2 separate regions of the Homo sapiens genome follow, and region 1 is linked to region 2. A link is an interaction called in ENCODE POLR2A ChIA-PET data of the cell type or tissue named here. Cell type or tissue: MCF 10A. All regions are shown on one strand. Links, peaks and the distances in the headings refer to the core of each region. The heading gives the core; the rest is flanking DNA.

Evidence for each region. Peaks named below come from ENCODE experiments on the same cell type or tissue, not always from the same donor. Only the 100,000 strongest peaks of a DNase experiment are listed, where the experiment ranks them.
Region 1: POLR2A ChIA-PET joins it to region 2 with 12 read pairs; 5 of 35 experiments call an interaction of 5 or more read pairs at or near these places.

What each region holds. Positions count from the first base shown.
Region 1 is chr5:149,800,206-149,810,568 of GRCh38, forward strand. The region is part of intron 1 of PPARGC1B (PPARG coactivator 1 beta); the gene reads left to right. Among named protein-coding and RNA genes, the nearest start is that of MIR378A, 73 kb to the left of the region's middle. RefSeq lists enhancers at 4,031-4,840, 5,492-6,141, 5,731-5,875 and a cis regulatory region at 5,798-5,808. In MCF 10A, for the core only: no CTCF peak of the experiment used is centred there; a DNase peak (open chromatin) is centred at 5,816.
Region 2 is chr5:149,743,033-149,753,395 of GRCh38, forward strand. The region is part of intron 1 of PPARGC1B (PPARG coactivator 1 beta); the gene reads left to right. Among named protein-coding and RNA genes, the nearest start is that of MIR378A, 15 kb to the left of the region's middle. In MCF 10A, for the core only: no CTCF peak of the experiment used is centred there; DNase peaks (open chromatin) are centred at 4,649 and 5,019.

The sequences.
Region 1 (10,363 bases), core at 4,664-7,163, 58 kb after region 2:
TGCATCATAAAAAAAGTGTAAACAGGATCATGTAACGTTAACATCCCCTTCCACCTAACAGCCCATCTTGGCAGTCTTCCCATAGCAGTGCACGAGGGGAGGGATGGCTTTTGACCAGTGGTGCGAAAACATTGGTGGTCATTGCAGGTCGCTAGAAAGATATCACCAAGAACTCAGAGATGAGAAAAACTACAGTGCGTATGGGGAGCTTTGATAGGAGTGAGGCAGGCAGTATTGCCAAGCAATTACGAGCCTGGTCTTTGGATTTGGAAGATCTGGGGTTGAATCCCAGTTTCAGCACTCTCTAGCTGTGTGACCCTGGGCAAATTTCTTCACTTCAATTTCCCCATGTCTTAAATGGCTAACAATACCTCCCTTTGGGACTGTTAGGCACTTTTGGTGAGAGCACTTACAACTCACAGAGGCACCTGGTAAACAGCCTCCGCTGTTTTTGCTGCTGTTGTCATGTGACAGATGGGGCAGGGGGAGCTGAGTCCCAACAGGTGGGGCCAGGTGCATGTTGGGTGTTTCAGGAGTGACATTTGGAGAGAAGAGGGCCAACCGATTGATCTGAAGCTCAAAATAGCCTGGAAGTGCAAGAACAACAATAAATAAATGGGTTCTGGATGCTTTTAAATCTTGGCATTTCCTGATCTCAGCTCAGCTGGTCCAGACAGCTTCATCAGCATTTACTGCTGAGGCGGCGGCACACGCCTCCCTTGGCCATGACCCAAAGCTGCTTTCAAGAAAATCAGATCTAGAAACGTTTGGATCTCTGGTGCCAGGCCTATGGGTCATGGACATATGGCGTGGATCAGGTAGTGTCAGGGTTTGTCCCATGTGTATGGGGAATGAAGACCTAGGGGATGAGGAGAGAGAGAGCAGGACCTTGTAGGACGAGTGGGTGATATGGGCACAAGGGAATGGCCAGGCTCCTAATCCCCTCTCCAAGTGTTTATTGAGCACTTACTATGTGCCAGGTGCCAGGGATACAGTAGTGAGCATTAATAAAATACTCATGCATATAAATGTTTAATAATAAATGCTTAATTTCCCAGTGTGCTCAGCTCCAGAAGCCTCTGTACCTTCAGAAGGCCATGAGAGCGTGCAGAAAGGCTCCTTATATGATCTGCAAGCTCAAAAAAAAGTTTCCTCCAGGAAGTAGAGTGAAGGATGAATAGGAGATAAGTAGGCAAAGCCTTTATGTGTGGGAAGCGTGTTCCGGGAGAGGGAACAGCATGCGCAGAGGCTATGTCAGGGGACAGATCCTGTCAAGTGCCAGGGGTGGAAAGAAGCCAGCAGGACTCAGAGTGGCAGTAGGGAGTGGGTGCTGGTGTGAAATGATGTGGGACAGGGAGGCAGGAGACACACCGTGCAGGACCTTACAGGCCACAGAAAGAGTTTCAGTCTTTACCTGGGAGGAATCAGAGGGAGCCAGTGGGGTCAGGTCTGTGTCTTGAGAAGATAGCTGTGGCTGCTCTGTGTCTAGCCGCCTGGTGGGGGCTGGAGTAGAGGCAGGAGGCTATGGCTGCCATTGACGTGTGAGTTGGTGGTGTGAACTGGGTCTGTCTCAGAGCATGAAGGGTTAACTCAGTGACTGGGTGTGAGGAAGCTACAGGAAGGCCCAGCAACCCAGAGAGGCTGCAGCTGTAGTTGCTTAAGGACTCTTGTGTAGTAATCTCACTGATGGCCATTGTCTTTTGAGTATCTACTTTGCACTAGACACTATGTGAAGCCCTTCTCGTTAATCCTCATAAGAACCCTAAGCAGGTGGGTGTACCCTATTTTACTGAGACCCGGAGAAGTTAAATCATTTGGCCAAGATTACACAGCTCAGCACCGCCCCGTCCCTGACCCCCGAGCTCCTCTGGTTGACGGTCCTCTGGATAAGTGTTCTCCAGTTCACTTTGACCCTTCTCAGGACTTGGCCCAAGGCCCCAGCTTCTGTCTGGTTGCTCCAGTGACCCTCAGTGTAGTGTCTGCCCTGACCTCAGGAACCAGTTCAGAGCTGGTCTGGAAGAGCATTGTCCTACACGGTCTGAAAGGACACAGCCATGTGGCCCTCGCTCCTCCGTCCCTCCTGGCTTGCTGGCTTCTGGCAGCACTCAATTTGCGACGTGAGCTGAACCGGTTGTGTCTCTGGGCTTTGCATGTTGCCTGCCTCCCGGGATTCAGATGGTCTCTGCTGCTTGTTTTTATTTTTCTTCTTGACTTCCTCTCCTCTCCTCCTTTCCCTCTGCTCCCACCCTGTCCCCATCTGTTGTGGCCCCATGGGGGTCTTTTCCTCCCCTCCCAGATGTGCAGGCAGGATTTGGGATGGAGGCAGAAGCCTCCTTCCTTCTGGCTTCTCGAGAAGGAAGGAAGCTAACAGTTTGGACAGCTGTTACCTGCCGGGCTCTGGGCTAGGCTTTTGGCATACGTGATCACACAGAGCCCTCATGACACTTCTGTGAGGCATACACAGCTTTATCTCTACAGATGGGGCAGCTGGGGCTGGGAGGACTCAGGTGTTGCATCCATGGTCACATGATAAGGATCTGACTCGATTTAAAATTTTTGGCTTCCCAAACTTAAATGTGCCTATGAATCACCTGAGTATTTTGTTAAAATGCAGATTCTGATTCAGGAGGTCTGGGATGAGTGTGAAGGGCTGCGGTATTTAATAAGCTCCAGGAGAGGCTGATGCTGCTAGTTCATGGACCACAACATGAGTAGCATAGGGAGGAGCCAGCAGAGCTCCCACTTGCCACTTAAGGGATTCTCCCACTTGAGGGTTCACCAGCCCTCAATCCACACCACCTCCACCCCCTCCACTGTCTTTCCTCCTTTTTAGGAATTGCTGATGGGGCACCTGACACTTTTCCACCCTGCCCACGTGCTGACCCTGCATGTCTCAGGGCCCTGGTTGTCTGCTCTCTGAGGTTGACCAGTGCTGGAATATGGGGGACTGAGGCTCAGAGAAGTAGAGGGACTTGTCCCAAATCTCATACTATTAGCACAGAGGATTCAGGTTGTGACTCCCCATCCAGTGTTCTCTACTATTGCTTCCACTAGGACTCAGAGGTCTTGAGATTCTAGTCCTGGTCCTGTCTTTGACTTGCTCTGTGACTTTAGGCAGCTCACTTTCCCTCTCTGAACCTCAGCTTTCCTGTTTGAAAAATGGCTTAACCTCTGCCCTGTTGTGAGTGTCAAATGGGAGAATATCTAATTTACAGCATAAAGGATTTTTATGAGCCCTGAGACCCACCAGTCCTAGTAGAGTGGGAGAAACCTAGTAGGGCAGGAAAGTGGGTTCTCGTGGTACTTACATGTGCGTATGGCAGGGGCTTCATTTGACAAAACACCTCCTTGTTCTGTCATTGAGAGAGTTCCTCGCCTCCTGCCTGTTTCTCTTAGTCCTGGGTGGCAATCAAGCATCTGATTTTCCCCCTTTCCTAGTTCAGGTGCCTGTTATTCTGTCATTAGCACACAGTAAGGAGGCCCAGGGGTGGGGAGCCTGCTGCAGTGCCACCCCCACCCCAGGACACATCCCTATTACTTGAGAAGAAGGGAGTGTGGAAACGTGTGATTCAGTTGACACAGATTCATTGTACTCGCCCAGTTCTTCGCTCTGGAACGCACTTCTACATAAGGCAGGCTCAGCTGTGGCTTAGGAGGCCAGCCAGAGCCTCGAGTCTGCAGGACCTGAGCGAGTGGTGGTCTGCTCAGCAGGCCTCCTTGGCTTCCCTTGGCCTCTGGCCCTCACTGACCACATGACCAAGGAGAGCCTGCTGGGGCCAAAGAGAACCTCTTTCCCACCAGCTTTATCTGGGAGCCTGTGGGTCTGCGTTTCTCATCATCTGACCCACTGGAAAAGGAAAGGCAGGAGTTTCCATAAGGGAATAAATGGATGCGGAAGGAAACCACCCCTCAACCCCCGGTAAAGGGGGGTTAGTGTGAGAGAGACTGCAGCCTTCACGATAGTGTGAGGCAGAGATGCCAAAACTGTCCTGGGAAATAGTGCCTCTGCGCCTCCACCCCACACCCTCCCGTCCTGCAAAGGTTTAGTAAGCACCTACTCAGTGCTTGGCACCTTTCCAGGTGCTGGGACTCAGCAAAGGACAAGGCCAGGTGCTTGGACAGTTTATATTCTGGAGAGGAGACGGATGGTCCCTGGTTCCATGCTATGCTTAAAACACAGTGATGCGGCCGGGTGCGGTGGCTCACACCTATAATCCCAGCACTTTGCGAGGCTGAGGTGGGTAGATCACTTGAGGTCAGGAGCTTGAAACCAGCCTGGCCAACATGGCGAAACCCCATCTCTACCAAAAATACAAAAATTAGCCAGGTGGTGGAGCATGCCTGTAGTCCCAGCTACTCGGGACGCTGAAGCAGGAGAATCGCTTGAACCCAGGAGACAGATTGCAGTGAGGTGAGCTCACACCGCTGCACTCCAGCTGGGGCGACAGAGTGAGACGCTGTCTCAAAAAAACAAAAACAAAAACCCACAGTGATGTAATCCCCGTGAGTGGAAGGATTGGAGTGTTGGGGAAGGCCTCTCTCACTGCGACTGAACAGTGGGAAGGTGGCCCCAGGACCTGGGGGAGGTGTCCCAGGTGGACAGCCCCAGACAGAGGGTTGTGTTCCATGGGAAGGAAGAAGGCCACCATGCCTACTGTATAGGGAGGGTGGGAGAGTCCAGGAGGTGGTGAGAAAGCAGGCAGGCTCCAGCTGCACTCGGCCCCTGAGGACTCCGGGTTTTAGTCAAGGGCAATGAGAAGTCAGGGGAGGGTTTTCAGCAGGAGAGTGAGCGATGAGCCCTGGTATCCGCTCTGCCTCCAGCTCGCTGGGCATGGTGGGCAAGCCCTGCCCCTCTTGATGGGAGCTTCCTCCTTCGTGATGTTGCCTGGGCTTCTGGAACCCAGGAAGACTCTCAAAGGTACTAACAGGTGTGGAGAACTTTCCCCTCCCCATTCTTTCAAAGTCACATAGATAACATGGGGAATGCCCACTTTGCTGGATTCTCACAGGCTGCTCAGACACCCTGAGTGGTAAATACCATGGACTTGGGGAGTGGTTTCTTAGTCTGGGGTTTGGGTCAAATTAACTATCATAGGGTCCTTAAATAGCCTACAAAGTAGTGTATATGGAAAATAGGTACGTGTATATGAGTTTATGCAAATAGAGAATTCACATGCAAGATACATCACCCTACTTCTAATGTGTAAGAAAGAAATAGAAATATGGCTATTTATTTATTTATTTGTTTTTTTGAGACGGAGTCTCACTGTGTCCCCCAGGCTGGAGTGCAGTGGCATGATCTCGGCTCACTGCAACCTCTGCCTCCCGGGTTCAAGCGATTCACCTGCCTCTGCCTCCCGAATAGCTGGGATTACAGGCGTGCACCACCACGCCTGGCTAATTTTTGTATTTTTAGTAGAGATGGGGTTTTGCCATGTTGGCCAGGCTGGTCTCGAACTCCTGACCTCAGGTGATCTGACCCACCCACCTTGGTGCTGGGATTACAGGTGTAAGCCACTGCGCCTGGCCTATTTATCTTTTTTGCCAATCACATAATGTTAAATTCACTCTGGTTAAATAGGAATATGATGGGTTGCCACTATATGACTTTTGGTTAATAAACATGGGAAACCTAATTAACTCTTTCATAATTCCTCCCATTTCAAAGCCCAGGGCCATGGTGGAGCTGTGGGGGTTCCCCAGGGAGCCCAGTGTGGGAACCACAGGACCAGATGGGCTGTGAGGCCCCTCCAGCTCCCACGCTGTGCAGCAGCAGGGGCAGCTGTGGGCCGAGCACTGCTGAGTCATCTCTCCCTCGGCCTGGTCATGTGTTGGCTGACAAGCCCAGGCTGGTGTGGAGTCCTGGCCTGGGTTATTGGGGAACTGACTTCAGCTCTGGCCTGCCGAGGCCCCCAGCCTACTGGGAAGGGGGAATCGCCAGCTACCTACTGCCTGTCCACCCACCTGAGGGTCCCCTGTCTGTTCATAAACCCCAGGAGCCGGCCACCTGAGAGGGCTGCATATCCTGGGTGTGTGAGTGCTGCCTGGGGGCTCTGGCATGACAGCAAGGCGGCAGTCAGCTCCAGGCAGCACTGGGCTGAAGGTGTGCACTGGCATCTTGCTGCCCTGTTGAGCATGACATTTCCTTAAATGCCATGAAGGGGCTGCCTGACCTTCACTCTCTTGCCAGGACCCCCTTTCTACCTCTTTCTGGGTTATTTATAACAGTGTTTACAAGAAAAAGGGCTTCTCAGCTGAGCCCTGGCCCTGCTCCCTCGGTCTCTCCTGCCAGCCAGGGCAGGAGATGCGGAAATAGAACCAGAGAACGTGGACACTATAGGACCCCAGAAAACACCTCCAGATGGAGTGTGTGGGACACTTTGTTTTTTTAGGTCTCTGGGACTTTTTTTTTTTTTTTTTTGAGACAGTTTCGCTGTTGTCGCCCAGGCTGGAGTGCAATGGTGTGATCTCGGCTCACTGCAACCTCCGCCTCCTGGGTTCCAGCGATTCTCCCGCCTCAGCCTCTCGAGTAGCTGGGATTATAGGCACCCACCACCATGCCCAGCTAATTTTTGTATTTTTAGTAGAGACGGGGTTTCACCATATTGGTCAGCTGCTCTCGAACTCCTGTCCTCAGGCCGTCCACCCACCCTGGCCTCGTAAAGTGCTGGAATTATAGGCTTGAGCCACTGTGCCTGGCCAACTTTTTAAAAAAAATTGTGGTAAAATGTACCTAACATAAAATTTACCCTTTTTTTTTTTCCTTTTTGAGACAGGGTCTTGCTCTGTCATCTAGGCTAGAGTAGTGCAGTGGTACCATCACAGCTCACTGCAGCCTCAACTTCCTGGGATCAGGTGATCCTTCCACCTCAGACTCCAGAGTAGTTGGGACAATAGGCATACGCTACTGTGCCTGGCCAATTTTTGTATTTTTTTTTTTTTTAGAGACAGGGTTTTGCCACGTTGCTCAGACTAAAATTTACCATTTATAAAGTACAAAACAGTGGCATTAAGTCCATTCACCATGTCATAAAACTATCAGCAGTCCAGCACTTTTCTGTCCTCCCAAAGTCAGGTACTTTGTCATCCTCCTGACACAGGAGGATGGCTGGCATGTCCCTAGGCACATCTGAATTTTGAGGAAATCCCACACAACATGGCAAGGAAAGGAAGCACCTGCCAGCTCATGAGCAGGGTGTCAGTGGTCGCCCCTTCAGCCGTGTGACATGAGCAACAGTCACCCTTTGCTTTCCTTCCGACTCAGGACCAAGGTCAGAATTCCAGCGAGTAGACTGCCAGAGGACATCCTGATTGCAGGAAGAACCAGGAATCTGCTCCAGTCTCTTTCTTTTCTTAAGCAAAATCGATGCATTTCACTAACTTCACTCCTTTCATTAGAAATAGGGCACGTGTTTTGTAACTCACCTCAAAGCTGAATGCCACCCCCCATCCTGGCAGGCCATTCACCATCTTTGAGAAGAATTTAATAACAGTTCCTGGAGAGTTTCTTATAAGCATTTTACAGTTTTCCTAAATACCTCATGAGGGCTGGAGCAATTCCACAGCAACTAGGAGGTTATGGGCCCCATTGCAGAGATGTTGAAACTGAGGCCCCACTAAATGGCGTGACCCGAGACATGGTCCCATTTTAGTCACCTGCATGAACAGTAACTTTCTCCATCTAATCCCGCCCAGGTGAGGGCTAAGGTAAGGCAAAGGAGGCACTTGGCTCTGGCACAAAATTTAAGGAGATGCTAAAAAACTCAGTCGTCAAGATCAATCCTATTTATATCAGTGTTTAAAAAATAATTGATATAAATATCCATGCTGAACAAAATATCCAATTTTAAAACAAAGGCAGAAACAGCAACGGGGCCATGCGTAGCCCTACAGGAACCGAGGCAAGAGGGAAAAAATTGGCACCACTGACCTCACCTTTACTTAGAATTTTGGTATTTTGTTAATCTTGGGTGGATATTTTGCATTAATTTTAAAATTGCATTAAAATATGATCTACCTTGATGACTGAGTATTTTGATGTGTAAGGCACCCTAATTCCAGCCCCAGCTCCACCTCCCAATTTCTGTGAACTACTGGAACAGCTGACCCCTGCCTTCAGGTCCCCAGGCCCTGGGGTCCTTGGATGCCAGGGCCTTTCACTCCTGAGAGTCAAGAGAGCAGCTGAGGATGGCATTTGATCCCTGCAGTCTATTTTTGTGCCTGCCCTTCAGCAACTGATAAAATGTTGCTCTCGGTAGAGCTGATGTGTTGAAATGGTGAGTGTTGATGTCAGGTGGTTTGTGTGATCATGTATCTTCATTCTTGACCTTGTAGAGGGGCCTGGAACCAGGAAAGAAACTGAACTCTCAGCGTTTTTGCCCCCCACAGACTTTGACAAAACCTGAAATTGTTATCTGGTGACTGAGGCTGCCAGGAAGCTTGGTCTTGTCTTGGGGCTGTGTGGAAAAAATGCACATGTTGCGCTCTCTTGTTTTTGTACACGGTCCTATACCCTTTACAAGACACTCATTTTGTTTCTTGAACGCATGTTTATTGAGCACCTACTATGTGCCAGGCATTATGCTGGGCATTTGGGATACAGTGGGCAACAAGGCAAACCCAGACACAGCCCCTGCTCACATGGAGCTGCCAGTTGTGGGAGGCAGCAGTAAACAAGTAGATAAATTAGTAATGGGGGTAGTTCTGGAGATGGATGGTGGTGATGGCTGCATAGCAATGTGGGTGTACTTAATGCCACTGAACTGCACACTTAAAAATGTTTAAAATGGGCCAGGCATGGTGGCTCATGCCTATAATCCTAGCACTTTGGGAGACCAAGGCAGGAGGACTGCTTGAGCCCAGGAGTTTGAGACCGGCCTGGACAACACAGAAAGACCCCTATCTCCACCTTAGATAGATAGATAGATAGATAGATAGATAGATAGATAGATAGATAGATCCATCTCTACCATAGATAGATAGATAGATAGATAGATAGATAGATAGATAGATAGATCCATCTCTACCATAGATAGATAGATAGATAGATAGATAGATAGATAGATAGATAGATCCATCTCTACCATAGATAGATAGATAGATAGATAGATAGATAGATAGATAGATAGATAGATCCATCTCTACCATAGATAGATAGATAGATAGATAGATAGATAGATAGATAGATCCATCTCTACCATAGATAGATAGATAGATAGATAGATCCATCTCTACCATAGATAGATAGATAGATAGATAGATCCATCTCTACCATAGATAGATAGATAGATAGATAGATAGATAGATAGATAGATAGATAGATAAGCAAGCAAGCAAGCTGGGAGTGGTGGTGTGCACCTGTAGTCCTAGCTACTAAGGAGGCTGAGGCGGGAGGATTGCTTGAGCCCGGGAATTCAAGGCTGCAATCAGCCATGATCATGTTACTGCACTCCAGCTCGGGCGACAGAGTGAGATCCTTTCTTAAAAAAAAAAAAAAAAAAAAAAAAAAATTAATCAATTTCATGTTATTTATATTTTACCACAATTTAAAAACATACTGATAAAAGGAGGCAGGGGATAGCAGAGAATGATAAGTGCTAATCGAGGGAATTCCAGCAGGGTGCTAGGTAGGCCAGAGACGGGATGGCCATTTGGGGTGCAGTGGTCAGGGAGGCCCATCTGGGGAGGGACGTTCAACCTGGGATGAGGATAGAAAGAAGGGAGCCGCTATGGGAGATGAAGGAGAGAGAAGGCGTTCCAGGCTGAGGAAGGCTCCAGCACAGAGGCCCCGGGGTGGACACTCAAGCCACACAACTGTTCCAGGAGGGAGGCTGGTCTTGAGAGATGCGGAGAGGGCAAGCAACTCCCTGTAACTAGCAAGTTATGAGCCAGGGCCAGCCCTGCCTCAACAAAGCCTAACAACATGTACCTGTACATCATTTTACAGTTTAGCAAGTGCTTTCCTGCCACTCTCCTTTGAATTCAAGAGGCCCTTGAGTTCAAGTGCATAAAATTGACTGTGAGTGCAGGCAGACACAATGTGTATATTACCCTGCCTTAAAACACCTTGCGCAGAATATACTTCAACCTTATTGTTTACAAACAAAATGAAACACTGCCTTCCTGGGCCTGGGGCAGGCTTGTACCTGCTGATAGGCCACCCTCCTGACAGGTGCCAGGATCCATGCTGCCGAAGGTGGGGTGGGGGGCCTAGCTGACCTCGGTGCTGAAGGAGGGGAGTCTGGGCTCTGCACAGCCACCTGCCAGGCCATCCAGGAGCTGCCTCACCCCAGGTCATCTCACCCCGACACAGCAACGAGAGACTTTGCAGATCTTCAGTGGATAAGGGGCTGCTTGCAGGCAA
Region 2 (10,363 bases), core at 3,641-6,140:
AACATCCATTTATTCAGGGCCCACTGTGTGCCAGGTCTGTTCCTTACTCTGGCCTTCCCTGGAGCCTGGTTAAATGTAAACTGTAGCCTCAGCCCTTTATAACCTTTGTTTATGTGTTTATTCTTTTTTTTTTTTTTTTTTGAGACAGATTCTCGCTCTGTCGCCCAGGCTGGAGTGCAGTGGTGTGATCTCGGCTCACTGCAACCTCTGCCTCCTGGGTTCAACTGATTCTCCTGCCTCAGCCTCCTGAGTAGCTGGGATTACAGACGCCCACCACCACGCCTGGCTAATTTTTGTATTTTTAGTGGAGATGGGATTTCTCCATATTGGCCAGGCTGGTCTCGAACTCGTGACCTCAGGTGATTGCCTGCTTTGGCCTCCCAAAGTGCTGAGATTCCAGGCGTGAGCCACCGTGCCCGGCCCTATTTATTCTTTACTATTCCCTCTTCTCTACCCAGTTGGGACTGGAGCTCATCAAGCTGGTTTTCCATCAAATCCCAGTGACTTAACAGTCCCTGGCACACTGTAGGCCCCCAATAAATAGTTGTTGGATGACTGAATGATGAACAAATGCTGTTCGATCTTTCACAACATTTGCCTGATGTTTGCCTGGCCCAGAGGTCCTTCTTTGTGCCTGGAGACGTGCTAGGATGTGTGGGTGAGGTGAGTGTGGCAGCATTGTACCAGTCCCCACAAGGAGTCACCTGCCCTTGTCACCAAGATAAGTCTTGCACACGAAGGATCAAAGGCAAACACTTTGTGGAGCCTCCAGAACCCACTATCAGAATACACCTCCAGTGCACAGATCTTTGTGGAATGATAAACCACTGCTAGGAATCCAGTCTGTTCCAGGGCATGGCTCTGCCTCAACTGGGGAGGGGCTCAGAGTTTTGAGAGTCTTGGTATCTGCAGGGAGGTGTCTGGTCAGATGTCCCCACATCTTCCCGGGGGATTGAAACCAGCACTTTACACTAGGCCTCATGCCTATGACCCACCCACTTACTCCAGAGAGACTAGGCAGGCTGCCTGCACTCATGAGGAAGGAAGAGAAATCCAGGGAGGTGAAGGGGCAAGAGAGGACTTGGGGACCAGTGACCACAGTGCCCAGCCCAAGAAAATGAACTTCAGGCTGCGTGGATCTTCCCTTGCTTAGAATCTCCTCATATGTTGCACCTGGCACCTTTCCTGCCTAGGGCCAATTCACTCTTAGTTTGCACATGGTTCTTACAAGCTTGGCAGTCATGTCAAGCAAGGCCTCATGATATGAGAAGCAGCACATTGGTTCTGTTAGTGTGTGCCTATGTAGGCATGGGGTGAGAGGTGAGGATCTACCAGAGGCAGACACGTGGACTGCAGCACCGAAGCCAGCTTGGGGCCAATTAGTGAGGGGGCTGAGGGGTCCTGCACACCTGTCTTGTTCCTGAATACATTACTATGTGAAAGCGCAAAGCTCATTGGTGAAGACAGTGTATCGTGTCTGAGGAAAGGTACATTCTGTTCAGTGTTCTCCGAGAAAGCAAGAAAGTGTGAAGTACATTTTGGTATTACCATCAAAAATAGGAAGTCTATCAAAAGCAGGCAAAAGTTTTGGCATTCCAAGTTATTTATAAAGTTTGCATATTGTTAGCATACATAATTCCTTGATGAAGCCAGATGAATGAGTTAGTCTAGCCATAAAGCTTTCTTTGAAAGTTAATGCAATCTCTGAAAATAAGGTGTTGTCTTTTATGTTTCCAAGGCTGCTTAAGGTAGCACAAAGAGTTTGTAGCTCGGCATTAGATAAGTGCTGATTGGCCTCAAGAAACAGTGGCACTTGCGCTTAGTGATTCATAAGAGCTTGGGCTTTAGAGTCTGGTTCAAATTTTAGCTTTGTGACTTTTTTTTTTTTTTTTTTGAGACAGGGTCTTGCTCTGTTGCCCAAGCTGGTGCGATCAAGGAGGCTCACTGCAGTCTCGACCTCTTGGGCTCAAGGGATCCTCCTACCTCAGCTTCCCCAGTAGCTAGGACTAAAGGCATGTGCCACTACACCTGGATAATTTTTTACTTTTTTTAGAGATAGGGTCTTGCTATATTGCCCGGGCTGGTCTCGAACTCCTAGGCTCAAGCGATCCTATTGCCTCGGCCTCCCAAAGTGCTAGGATTACAGGCAGGAGCCACTGTGCCTGGCCAGCTTTGTGACTTTTTAGTTGTGTGATCTAAGGAGTTAGATAGCTGCTCTGTGCTCTAGTTAGCCAGCTCCCAAATGGGAATGATAATAGGACTTACCTGCCAGGCTTGGTAGAACTAATCAGTGGTTCTCAGCCATGAGTGCACATCAGAATCAACTCTGTAGTTTAAAAAAGTCATAATTACACATCTGGGGCTGTCCCAGACCTATAGAGTGAGAATCTTTGAGAGTAGGCCCTTAAGCTTCTCTGTCTTTAAAAAGCTCCCTCTGATGACACCCCTGCTTTGGTACTAAAAATCAGGTACTATTCATAGAGTGTCTGTCATGAACTCTGCCAGTTCCCTCCCCTCTCTCTTTCCTGCCTCAGTGTGGGGTACAGGCTAGCATTTAGGATGAATGACCAGGGAACAGATCGAAAGCCTCTTTATAATAATGCCCGTGGAGAGCAGGGCAACTTCTTTATCAGGCATTTCCATTTGATCTTCACATCAATCTCATGTCATAGGGAAAAGAAGTATTCCCATTTTACAGATGGGAAAATAGAGGTCTAGAGAGTGACTTGGTAGGATCCTGCCGGTAATCAGTTTTCAAATATTCGTCTTGGTCCCTGTGTTTGTCCTCCTTGATCCTCAATCCCACACCCACTTATGGGTCAGCTCATAGGAGGTGGGGGGATTAGGATTACTTTATGAGTGAATGGGTTGGAAGAGAGGAGGAAGAAGGCAGCCTGAGAGAACACAAGTCACCTGCAGACTCCCAGAGGCCAGTGACAGTTTGATGTATCAGGCCCCTTAAAGATCAGAGGGGTGCTGGTCATGGTCCCAGACCATGCAGTAGCTTAGAGGTAGCAACAGGACTAGAATCCATTTCTGATGCCTGATTCACTGCCATCCCAGCTCTGTGTGCTGCTTCCACAGTGTGGTCAGGGTGTGGCTCCACTGATAATAGAATTAGTCTTCTAGCTAGTGTAGTGAGGCCTTTGCACTTGCTGTTCCCTCTGCCGGCAACGCTCTTCCCAGGCATTGCCATGGCTTGCTGCTTCCTCACCTCCTTCCTGTCCTGTCAGGTGTCATCTCCTCAAATGACCACCATTCTACTTTCTGTCTCTATGATTTTGGTTGTGACATGGTTTCTCATACAAGTGGGATCACAGTATTTGTCTTTTTGTGGCTGGCCTATTTTACTTAGCATAGTGTCATCAAGGCTCATCTCTATTGGGGCAAATGTCAGGATTTCCTTCCTTTTTCAGGTAGAATAATATTTCACTGAATATGCCACATTTTGCTTATCCATTCATTTGTTAGTGAATACCTGGGTTGCTTTCACATTTTAGCTATTGTGAATGATGGTGCTATGAACATGGGTGCACAAATATCTCTTGGAGACCCTGACTTCAACCCATTTGGGTATATGCCCAGAGGTGGAATTGCTGGATTATATGGTAGTTCTATTGTTAATGTTTTGAGGAACCACCATACTGTTTTCCATGGTGGCTGTACCATTTAACATTCCTACCAACAGTGCACAAGGGTCCCAATTTCTCCATATCCTCTCTAACACTTCCTGTTTTCTGTTTGTTTCTTTAAATAGTAGCCATCCTAATGGATGTGAGGTGGTTATCTTATTGTAGTTTTGATTTGCATTTCCCTAATGACTGAGCATTTTTTAATGTGTTTACTGGCCATTTGCATATCTTCTTTAGATAAATGTCTTTTCAAGTCATTTGCCTGTATTTTAAAATTGGGTTGTTTGTTTTTTGTTGTTGTTGACATTTAGTTCTCTTTACATTTGAGATACTAATCTCATCAGATATGATTTGCAAATATTTTCTCCCATTCTATGTGTTGCCTTTTTATTCTGTTGATAGTGTCTTCTAATTCACAAAATTAAATAATTTTCACGTAGTCTAATTTGTCTATTTTTTCTTTTGTTGCCTCTGCTTTTGGTGTCATATCTAAGAAATCATTTTCAAACCCAATGTCAGGAAGCCTTTGCCTGCTTTGTTTTTTTCTAAGAGTTTTAGAGTTTGAGCTCTTTCATTTTTATCTTTGATCCATTTGGAGTTAATGTTTATATATGGTGTAAGGTAAGAGTCCAACTTCATTCCTTCGCATAACTGAATGTGTCTTGAATGAGTGAGTAGTTGGCTAAGTCCTTAAGCTGTACAGGCTGCCGAGCTCACCTAACCCTCCTAACAGTGTCAGGAGAAAAATACTTTTAGCACCATTCTTCACGTGAGCCTGATGCTCAGAGGGTGAGTGTGGGGCTTGGGGACATAGCTCCTTTGCTGACCAAGCCACACAGAGGTCCCCAGGGCCCAGCAGGCAGGCATGACCAGGGCCCCGCCCCAAAATATCATGCCCCAGTGCCCTAGTGGCCTCATGCCACTTTCTCCTTGGGGTTGGGCAACAGCTCCTCCCTGCCCTGTGGGTGTGGACACCAGGTACCTGCCCAGCAGCGCCTGGGGCCTCCAGCCTACTCCAGCACTGCTCTTTGTCCCAGTGGCTGAAGGAGTGGCAGCCTGGCTTGTACTTTCTGGTCCAGCCCCAACAGGAATGTGGCAATCTCCTCCCACTGTGCCTGCATCCACACCTCCCTGGTGGGGTGGGGGTGGACCATGGGCAGGCACCATAGCAGGCAAAACTAGAGGACAGTGATGGTGTCTTGGGTGGAAGCTGCTTTGCCAGAGGCCCATCTCCTGAGAGGCTAGAGCAGGCCCAGGTTGGTGAATCAGGTTCCAGGGAGAGCAGGGTGGGGTTGAGGAGTGGGTGAGGAGCCAAGCAGGAGAGGGAGGTGGAGGTTTAGAATCCACCCTAAGAGGAGAAGAAAGCCCTCCTTTGCTCAGCTGGCCTGCCAGAAGATTTTCAATGATATGGTTGTGAAACAACCAGAGGAGGGGCAGTACCAGCCGGTTCCAGGTGATGAGCACAGCCCAGGGTCTGAGGGCAAGTGGGAGGCACACGAGAACAGTGAAGAACAGAGCTCTGAGTCAGCCTGAGTCCAGGGTCTGTCAGTTAGCTGCTGACTTAGGGCATGGTACTTATTCTGCCTGGGCCTTAGTTTCCTCACCTGTGAAATGGGGTGAAGAGATATAGATATAGATATAGATATAGATATAGATATATCTATATATATATATCTCAGTGGGTAGTTGAGTTGAGAAGATGAGAAGGTACAATGTCTGAAGAGCTTAGTGCAGTGTGTCTGGGTGTTATGATCAATAATAATGACAATTACCAGTGACCAGATGGTTTGGTGACAGTTTAGTGGAGGAAGCCGTGCAGCAGTCACTCCTTGTGCACGGGAAACCAGTTGCAGATTTGAGCAAGCCTTGCTCCCTGCCCTGGATGAACAGATCTGCTGATGGCCATGGAAGGTGCCCAGGGCAGAGTGTCAAGACAACTTTTGCAGCAGAAAGGGTATTGAAGGATGAGCAGGAGCTGGCCAACATGATGGGAGGGGCCTCCTAGCCAGGGACCAGGCTGTCGTGATGGCTAGCATATCATGTGGCTGATGACTGAGCAATGAGTGGCTAGGTGAGAGGCTTGAGGGGAGGCTCTGAGCTGACTGGAGGACTCCCCATGGGGGTGAGGAACAGACAGCATGAACGAAATGTCTGGAAGAATCCAAAGATGGAACACCAAGATTCTCGTCCGAGAAACTAGCTGGAGGCTGCTCTGCAGAAGGGGAAAGGCCTTGGGGAGGTTTCAGAAGGAGAGTGACTTTGAGGGTGACTAGTTCTTCCCTGGGCCTCACAGGCAGCATGGGATGAATGGTATCACCCTGTGGACTGCACCGCTCCTCCCCAGGCCCTAGGAGTGAGTGGGGGACATGCAGGGATTTGTGTTAAGGATTGACACAAAGGCTGGGGTACAGCTTCTCATATGTAGTCCTGACTCAAGTCCCTGGCTCAATACAGCAGGAATCGGTGGGGCCAGGCACCACAGAACCACTAGGTACAGCCCTCAATAAATTTAATGATGCAGATGATACTTAGTGCCATCATAATGATTATTACTCCTATTTACCGTTATACCTGTTAGTGTGTCACTGCGAAATTCACACAGCATTTTCACATCCACAGTTCACATCCTTGTGAGGATTTTCATTTCTGTTTTGCTGATGAAGAACCCAAGGCCCAGGGATGTGAAGTGACTTACCCGCTGAGGTCACTGTTGTAGGAACTGGACGGGAATGTGAGACTTGTGGCCCTTCAGATCTGCCTGGTTGAGAAGAGAGATGTTTTTTGAATGGAGCCCCTCCGCTACTGCTGTCTGAGTTCCCTGCCTTATCTTGAATTCTTTTTGGAGCAATGATCTCCAGTCTTTTCGGAATTGCCACATCTCGCCATTGTATGATTTTGCAACAGTTGCAACTGTGAAACGCCCCCAGAAAACTGTAATCTCCATTGATCTCTATGTAATTTAGAGTTAGGGAAGAGGAAAATCTTGTTTTTTGCATCTGTGCTGGAAAGAAGAGTGTCATGGTGAGAATATTGTACCTGGAGTCTGGAGGGAGCCCTGGGCTGTTCCTCTTTGCTGTGTGACCTTGGACAGGTCTCGCCCCCTCTCTGGCCCTGAGTTTCCTAATCTCTGCCATCCTGTGACTCATTATCTTTCTAAACGTGAGCTGTTTTAAAGTGTCACAAGTCTGGGATTGTGAATCATGGGGGCTGTTTTGCTTTGGTAAATTCTGCTTGGAGCTGAACCACCAGGTACTGGATAGAGAGGGAGACTAGTTCCTGGAGACAGATGGACAGATGGAGCTAGGAAACAGTCTCATCGCAGATGGTTAATGTACTTTCCCTGCACCCAGTGGGTAATGTCAGTGTAGGTTCTTAACTCCCCAGGTTATGGCCCCTTTCCTGGTGACAGGTGCAATGCTGACTTCTCTTTGAACTGTAAGTTGGAAGAAATTTGTCATGGGATCATGTGCCTTAAACGAGTGGGTTTGGAAGGAGGAGAAGGTGGAGGAGGAACTCCAGGCAAGAGAATCCCTGATTTCCAACCTCCCCAGTGAATCACGGAACATTGGATAAGTCATTCATGGGGGTGGAAAGATTGGGTGAGAATTGGGAACTTCAGGCCAGATTTTTTTTTTTTAAAGGAGCAAGTCATTCAAAATCCTCTACTGACAGATGATATCTACAATAATTTCTTCCCCTTTTCCACAGCATTATTTTATCCACCTTGAATCATTTTTTAAAATCTATAAAACAAACTTTCTTTTAGCTGTCTTCTCTGTTTTAGTTAAAATATATATATATATATATATATATATATATATATATGTTAATAGGGGAAGGAAGGTGTCAGTGAATACTCAGATACCCCAGGGGTCTGCAGACTTGGCTGTGGGTGCTCTTTGAGGTTCAGAATGGCCATTCTTGGGCCCCAGCCCCTGGTGTCTTTCACACAGAGCTGCTTACAGAGCCGCTGCTGGCTCAACCATGAGGTCTGTAATTATTTAAAGAAAGCTCACATCAAGTGGAAAAAGAGTGAACCACATTTAACGTACCATGTGGCCAATGGGCAATTCAATACCAAAGCCATCCGATTATCTCTGGCCCGCACCAGCTGCTGGATTTTGCAGCCGGGTGCATTAGGTGACCATGGGACTGACCGGCAGGTCCAAGTACGCACGATGGGTGCCCGTGCAGGCAGCCTGGCCAGGCTTCAGCCTGGAAGACAGGATCTGTGTACATCCATAGCTGTGCTCTGAGCTTTACAGAAAAAGTTAATGTAAAAGCAATTTTGAAGAGTAAAAAAGAAGCTAATAATTATGAAATTCAAAACTTAAATGTTTTACTATAACACAGACAGTTGTTTAATTGCACTGTAATTTATCGTTAATACCAAAGTATTTTGGAGAAATAATCTTAGATTCCTTTTACTTTTATATTTTGGTTGTTTTGTTTAGCAAATGTAATATGGATTTTTTGAAAATTAATATTTAAAAATTTTCAGTATTAGGGACTAATTTGTCAGAGAAAGTAAGGTTATCCCCACCCTGCCACTTAGCAGTTTAGCGGTTTTAAATGCCTTTCAACTGAATATGGGATTATCTCTTTTTATTTATTTATTTACTTTTTTACCTTTTCTATGGTGCTGATCTTCTATGATTATATAAATTGTATTTTTTCTTGTTGCAAAAATGATATGCATTAATTTATTGAAATGTGAGAGCATACAAATAGGTAAGAGAAAGTAAAGAAAACTAATCCCGGCCGGGCACGCTGGCTCATGCCTGTAATCCCAGCACTTTGGGAGGCCAAGGCGGGCGGATCACCTGAGGTCAGGAGTTCAAGACCAGCCTGGCCAACATGGTGAAACCCCGTCTCTACTAAAAATACAAAAATTAACCAGGTGTGGTGGCACACGCCTGTAATCCCAGCTACTTGGGAGGCTGAGGCAGGAGAATTGCCTGAACCTGGGAGGTGGAGGTTGCAGTGAGCCAGGATTGCACCACTGCACTCCAGCCTGGGCGACAGAGGAAGACTCTGTCCAAAAGAAAAAAAAAAAAAGAAAAGAAAACTAATCCCAGCACCCAGAAATAACCAGTCATAGGCAGTGCTTAAGAAAATAAAGGTAACATTGTAGGTTTCACTTCTCCCCAAGCTTCTCTCCTTGGGCACACTTTTCTCACCTCTCAGCCTCCTTTTATGGGCGGATTCCTACCTGTGACCTTGAGATGGGGAGAACATAGACGGTAGTCATAGTTTAACTATCTCCTCCTTTATAAAATGGGAACAGCAATCCCTGCATTGCTGTGAGAATGCATGTATAATGGATCTGAAAGCAAATTGCCAATTGTAGAGTCATAAACAGATGTAAGGCTATGTTGCTACTTCCCTGTGCATGTGCCTACCACAGCTGCTGATATTGCTGCCTGTTTTAACTCAGATAATACCAGGTTTAGACAATATCTGATCACCTCCAAGTACTTCCCAGGCTTTAATCACTCCCGAGGTTTGGCTTTTAGTCTACATACTATGTACCGCATCTCTCTACATGTCCGTTAATATGTACAGAACAAGATAAATACCCTTGCTGGTGGGGAAGGCATTTAAACTCAGCCTTCCTGATTTAGAATCTATTACTCAGTCGGGCTGTTTGAAGTGTTAACTGATCCACCTTGTGATTCAGACTGCAGTCGGAGCAGAACCAAGGGGAAGAGATTGGTGGGGCTCACGCAGAGCAAGCCCCAGGAAGACCCAGCTGCCTGGCAAGCTCATTTTCCTACTAGTTTCAGCATACACTGTGGTTCAATGTGAAAGAGACAATGAACTTGCTTTTGTATTTATTTTGCAAATGTAACACAGACCCTGGTTTAAAAGATTATGTTACAGGCCAGGCGTGGCGGCTCACGCCTGTAATCCCAGCACTTTGGGAGGCCGAGGTGGGTGGATCACCTGAAGTCAGGAGTTCAAGACCAGCCTGGCTAACATGGTGAAACCCTGTCTCCACTAAAAATACAAAAATTAGCCAGGCGTGGTGGCAGGTGCCTGTAATCCCAGCTACTTGGGTGGCTGAGGCAGGAGAATCGCTTGAACCCGGGAGACGGAGGTTGCAGTGAGCCAAGATCGTACCATTGCACTCCAGCCTGGGTGACAGAGTGAGACTCCATCTTGATCACTTGAAGTCAGGAGTCAAGATGAAAACATAAACAAACAAACAAAAACATTATGCATGTTACAAATGGCAGTCATCCCTTGCACTCACATTCTTGTGTTTCCATCCCCAGAGCAACCCTCTACTAATTTCTAATGTGTTCTTCCAGAGGTAAACCATACAAACATCGCATATATGTGGTCTAACTTGCTGCCTCCTGGGTTTTTATTTTTTGTTTTTTGCACAAATGGTAGCAAACTAAGGGCATTGTTGTGCAACTTTTTTTCTACTTAGTATTTCTTAAAGATCATTTCGTATCAATATGTAGAGATCTGCTTCACTGTTTGGATTGATCATAGTTTGTTTAACTAGTTGGGCATTTAAGTGATTGCTATTTATTTTATTTTATTTCGTTGAGACAGAGTCTCGCTCTGTTGCCCAGGCTGGAGTGCAGTGGCGTGATCTCGGCTCACAGCAACCTCTGCCTCCCGGGTTCAAGCGATTCTCCTGCCTCAGCCTCCTGAGTAGCTGTGATTACAGGCATGTGCCACCACACCCAGCTAATTTTTTATATTTTTGGTAGAGG